Regions from separate parts of the Homo sapiens genome. Here region 2 is linked to region 1. A link is a loop called in an ENCODE intact Hi-C map of the cell type or tissue named here. Cell type or tissue: psoas muscle. All regions are shown on one strand. Links, peaks and the distances in the headings refer to the core of each region. The heading gives the core; the rest is flanking DNA. Region 1 overlaps MYO1H (myosin IH). Region 2 has its middle 43 kb from the start of MVK.

What was found. Hi-C counts contacts between places; a loop is a spot of excess contacts. Peaks named below come from ENCODE experiments on the same cell type or tissue, not always from the same donor. Only the 100,000 strongest peaks of a DNase experiment are listed, where the experiment ranks them.
Region 2: it touches region 1 in a loop (2.4-fold over the local background); 2 of 110 quality-filtered maps call a loop at or near these places.

What each region holds. Positions count from the first base shown.
Region 1 is chr12:109,431,621-109,434,528 of GRCh38, forward strand. MYO1H (myosin IH) reads left to right here. Exons shown (of 32, transcript NM_001101421.4): 20 at 1,277-1,390. Among named protein-coding and RNA genes, the nearest start is that of KCTD10, 44 kb to the right of the region's middle. RefSeq lists an enhancer at 2,145-2,649. In psoas muscle, for the core only: a CTCF peak has its summit at 1,328 (motif pointing right); a DNase peak (open chromatin) is centred at 1,321; H3K4me3 peaks cover 575 bases.
Region 2 is chr12:109,614,967-109,617,874 of GRCh38, forward strand. No RefSeq gene overlaps it. Among named protein-coding and RNA genes, the nearest start is that of MVK, 43 kb to the left of the region's middle. In psoas muscle, for the core only: no CTCF peak of the experiment used is centred there; a DNase peak (open chromatin) is centred at 1,146; H3K27me3 peaks cover 415 bases.

The DNA of each region.
Region 1 (2,908 bases), core at 170-2,669:
GGCTCCGGTTGTGCTGCTTCCAGCCTTGATCCATCTGCACTTCTGAATTCTGCGTTCAGTTGTTTCATTATACTACAGACATCACGGTTCTCTTTCTAGGGACTGCAGGGTAGAAGGGAACTGCATGCTGGAATCAGGTTCTTAACACTGGAGCCAAAATTACCCCTGGGGGACGGGGGAAGCCCTCATCACTTCCCAAGCATGGAACCCTTTCTTTCTCTTCTCTACTCTTTCTTGAGACAGGATCTCTGTTACCCAGGCTGGAGTGCTCCCTGAAGCCTCAACCTCCTGGACTCAAGCGATCCTCCTGCCTCAGCCTCCTGAGTAGCTGGGACTACAGCCGCACACTGCCACACCTGGCTAAAAAAAAAATTTTTTTTTTTTTTTTTTTTTTTTTTTGAGATGGAGTCTTGCTCTGTCGCCCAGGCTGGAGTACAGTGGCGCAATCTCGGCTCACTGCAAGCTTCGCCTCCCAGGTTCACACTATTCTCCTTCCTCAGCCTCCCCAGTAGCTGGGACTACAGGTGCCCGCCACCATGCCTGGCTAATTTTGTTTTGTATTTTTAGTAGAGACAGGGTTTCACCATGTTAGCCAGGATGGTCTCGATCTCTTGACCTTGTGATCCGCCCGCCTCGGCCTCCCAAAGTGCTGGGATTACAGGCTTGAGCCCCTGCGCCTGGCCTTTTTTTAAGTAGAGACGGGGTCTGCCCAGGCTGGTCTCAAATGCCTGGCCTCAAGTGATCCTCCTGCCTTGGCCTCCCAAATTGCTGGGATCACAGGCATGAGGCACCATACCCGGTCTCAAGCATAGAACTTTTTCTTCTGGTACTAGACTATGTTTGTTTGTCTGTTCAGTTTTCTGTCGATGGACATCTGGGTTGTTTCCACCTTTTGGCTATTATGAATCATAGCACCATGCACTGCTACACCCAATGGCTGCTATGAACATTCAGGTATGAATGTTCGGACACCTTTTCATTTCTCTTGGACAGATACCTAGGAGTGGAATTGAGTCACTGGGTTGAGCGTCTGATGATGTCATTGTTCTACAAAGACAGGTCAAACTCCCTACTATATTGAAACAGTTTCTCTCTCCTTTCTTTCTTGCAAAGTACCCATCTTTGAATTCGAGAAAGTTCGTGTAATGGGACTACTACATACACTGAGTGGCCGACATGCCACAGCAGTGCTCAGCAGGCCTCTGGGGCCGGGGATGTGGGGGAGGGCTAGAGGAAGGTACGGTCACAGCTTCTCCATGTCCATCTCCTCTCCTAGGTACAAGTCCTTATGCCCAGACACCTGGCCGCACTGGCACGGGCCTCCAGCAGAGGGCGTGGAACGGCTGATCAAGTACATCGGCTACAAACCCGAGGAATACAAGTTAGGCAAGTAAGTGACCAGAAGACCACCAAATGGTCTCTTCCCTTGACATCAAAGGGTTTTGTGCATTGATCCGTATCCATCTAGAGCCTGGAGACTCGATTCCTAGGGATTTATGGAGATTTGCGAGATTTATGCTTCATCTACTCGATGTAAATGCAGCTCTTAATTCTTTAGAAGAGCTATGGTGCTGCCGGTGGGAGGAAATGAAGTTATAAAGGAAACTTCCGCACTAAACTGATTTAGCAGATGGGCCTCCTTGCTAGCAAAACAAAGAGGGAACCAGAGGGGGCACCTAACGTCCGTGTGCCTGGATTCTTTCACTGTTCCCATGTACGCATGACCTGCCAGAGGAGCTACTGGGACCTAGACAATGTGAGATCATCTGTAGCATCTCAGAAATGGTGTGCTGGAACTCTTAACTGTAGAGTTGTAGTTATCCATGAGCAGAGACTTTCGTACACATTGAAAGCTTTCAGGCACAACTCAAGGGACATGAATCGGGAAGATCCGAGTCCGTCTTGTGCGTCATTTTGGTCAGGGTTAATGAGGTTGCAGGGAAAGGTGTCTCAGCATGAAGATCTATTCCCCGACAGCAGGGCTTCCCCACTCCAGAGAGCTCTGCCTGTGATCCTGTTCATGGGCTTTCCCTGCTGACTCCTAACTCCCACTTGTACATGGTCGTCTGGGCCGCCTTGGCCTCTCTCCATCTGTAGACTCCTATTCTGGGCCTGTTCCAAGGATCAGTTACTTAGTCAGTCCAGATCTCCAAGGGGATTCTGCAAGGCTCAGCACATCCTGAGGGAGGCAGGGCATGGAGGTCAGAGGTGGGATCCGTCTGTCCCCTGTTCCATAAATTGAAACAGGGACAAGGGAGAGTGGGATCACCAGGCACCACCCACTGCTGTCCCCAGTGGCTGCCCTGGGAACTTTCCCTCACCAGGCCTGGGGTCGGGCAGGCAATGTGAGGTCAGTATTTGTAACTTCTCTCTGCTGGCTACTGTGATCTTCTTTTTATTTTTTTATTTTTTGAGACAGAGTCTTGCTCTGTCACCCAGGCTGCAGTGGCATGATCTCGGCTCACTGTAACCTCCGCTTCCTGGGTTCAAGCGATTCTCCTGCCTTAGCCTCTCGAGTAGCTGGGATTACAGGTGCACACTACCACAATGGGCTAATTTTTGTATTTTTAGTAGAGACAGGGTTTCACCGCGTTTGTCAGGCTGGTCTCAAACTCCTGACCTCAGGTGATTCACCTGCCTCGGCCTCCCAAAGTGCTGGGATTGCAGGCGTGAGCCACCGCGCCCAGCGTGATCTTCTTTTAAGCTTAGATCCACATTATTTGTCTGGCTGGGCGTGGTGGCTGGTGCCTGTAATCCCAGCTACTCGGGAGTCTGAGGCACGAGAATCATTTGAACCTGGGAGATGGGGGTTGCAGTGAGCCGAGATTGCACCACTGCACTCCAGCCTGGGCAACAAACTGAGACTCTGTTTCAAAACAAAAACAAAAAACAAACAAAAACACCCATA
Region 2 (2,908 bases), core at 97-2,596, 180 kb after region 1:
GTGTATGTGTGAGACGGAATCTCACTCTGTTGCCCAGGCTGGAGTGCAGTGGCACGATCTTGACTCACTGCAACCTCTGCTCCCCGGGTTCCAGTTATTCTCCTGCCTCAGCCTCCTGAGTAGCTGGGATTACAGGTGTGAGCCACCACATCTGGCTAATTTTTGTATTTTTAGTAGAAATGGGTTTCACCATGTTGGCCAGGCTGGTTTGGGACTCCTGACCTCAGGTGATCCACCTGTCTCAGCCTCCCAAAGTGCTGGGATTACAGGCATGAGCCACCGCACCCAGCATGTTTTCATCTTTTTTGTTTGCTGTTTAGAGATAGGGTCTCACTCTGTCACCCAAGATGGAGTGCAGTGGTACCATCATAGCTCACTGCAGCCTCCCAACTTTGGGCTCAAGCAATCCTCCTGCCTCAGCCTCCCAAGTAACTGGAACTACAGGGCACACACTACCACACCTGGCTAATTTTGTATTTTTTATTGTTTTGTAGAGACAGGGTCTCACTATGTTGCCCAGGCTGGTCTTGAACTCCTGGCTTCAAGTGATCCTCCTGACTTGGCCTCCCAAAGTGCTGGGATTATAGGAGTAAGCCATGGCACCTGGTCTGTTTTGTCTCGTAAGCAGCCTGTGATGCAGATCATAAGTTCTAGTCTGTTTTTTTTAGCTGAGGCTGAGGGAGGTTAAATGATGTGTCTGCAGTCACACAGTGAATAATTGCCAAAGTTGAGATTTGAACCAGAACCGTCCTGCTCCCGGTGTTCCCTGCTACATCCAGAGCAGTGCCAGGACAGCTGGCGGGAGTCCTGGCTGAGGATTCTGGAGGGGGTGGCTCATCAGCCCCAGAAGGAGACAGAGAAGAGTGAGGGACAGGCGGGTAGGATCTGCCAGAAGATGCTCTGGTCAGGTCGGGGACAGAGGCTGCCTCTCCAACCTCCCACTTCACACCAACCAATGATTTCCTGCAATTATCTGGAAAAGATTAATTAGTAAAGTGCACCATATTGACTGAAGGCCGCCCCGGCGATCGATAACTTGGGAAAGTCTCCCAGGTGCCCAGAGAAAAAAACCGAACTGGAAAGTGGGGGAGGAGGCTCATTTTGCAACCCTGGGGTTGTCCACTCGGCTCTCTGGGTCGGGGCCAGCTCTGCGTGACTCCCTCTTGGCTTCAAGCAAGACCTTTTTGCCTCTCTGAACCTGTTTCCCCACATGTAAAGTGGGGGGCTGGACTGACCCCTATCCAGGGATCTTCCTTCTACTGGAGGAAGTTCTGGGAGGAGAGCAGGCACTCTGGGGGTACCGGGGGCTGATCGGGTGGCTGCTGTGGAGGGAGCCCCCTTCTCTAGGGCTTGACTTTCCGCTGCTGATGTGGAAGACAGCTGGAGACCAAGGACGCCTCAGGGATCCATGGTGGCTGCCATCTGAGGGTGAAAGAGAATGTCTGGTCTAAGGAAGACCAACGTCTGCTGGCTACGGTTTCTGGCAGGGCAAAGAGTCAAGTGTGTGCATCATATGGGTTAAGATGATAAGCCAGGGAGACAGGGGAATAATAACCCCAAGTCCTCACTTCCCCAAGCATTGCCTTAAGGGTCTCCTTGCCTCTTTGAACCTCAGTATCCTTCTCTGTAAATAGTGCGGTCCTGTTGAGCTGCTGGGAGTCTCCGAAGGGTTGGTGTGAGCCCATGGCCCAGCCCGGTGCCTGCGCAGAGCAGGTGCAGGGTCAACAGAAGCTGCTGTCACAGTGAGCTGCTATAGTCTCCCCCAAGCCCCAGTCAGTATCCCAGCAGGACATGGCATTCCACTGGGATGGTACCAGCGAAGAGAGTTTAGTAAAGGGAGTTCTGTAAACAGAGTTGCAAACCAAACAGGGATGGTGAGACCATCAGGGTCGGGAAACAGCAAGGTCCCCCCTTCTCATTTCCAAGGTCTGATGGGGCAGAAACGGAGTTGCCAGATCCCACAAGGAGCTGGAGCCATGGAGAGGGGTGCCACGAGGTGAGCAGGAGCCTTCGTCACAAAGGGACAGATTATTGCCAGGAATGCAGCACTTAAGCCAGCTGAGTTGGGCAGAGACACCCCAAACTCTCCCTCTGCCCGCTCCCAGCCTCCCATTGGATGATTCCACCTGAAACTTAGAGGACAAGTTGCCCCTGGATGCTGTCTATGGAGGTCAGCTTCCCAGGGTAAAGAGCCAGGCAGGGAACAGGAGAACAGACCAATGGTAAAAGGGAAAAGCCTACCACAGCCCTTCTTCCCAGAAATTTGGAGAAGCGTTTTATGGGAGGAGTCTTCTGGGTGGCAGTGGGCAAGAGGGGGTCTTCACCAGGCAGAGACTTCACCCCATGTTGCAGACCCTGAGTCCCATGAGGCCTCACCTTGCCCATGAGAAGAATCTCACTTCACGCCCAGCACTCCTGAAACAGAGCTCCTTGGGAGTTGCAAGGATGTCAGACACGCCTGGGTTTGCCAATTTCCAACTTATTTGCTTATGCCCTGGATGTAGCGGCTTCACCTCTCTGAGATGAAATGACACCGCATCAGCAGCGTCCCCAGCACGGTGCTTGATGTGTAGTGGGGGCTCACAAAGCACTCCCTCCCTCCCTTTTCCACCTTCTTTCTAATAAGCCACCCGTACCACCAGCCATTTGTCTAATAGTGATTGGGCTCCTGCCACGTGCCAGGCCTGCACCGGGCCCCGGCCCAAGCTGCTGCAGAACTGAGAATCATTTGTCCTGCAACAAACACTGTCTGAGCATCTCCTCCGAGCCAGACTCTGGGGACACAGCGGCCACAAGACAGCTCTGGCCCCTGCTCCTGTGAGGTCCACGGTGTCTCAGGGAAGCAGACTGGAAGCTGGAGTTTGGGTGTTTGGGGTTTTAATGGGGTGTTGGGAGGGCCTGGATGCCA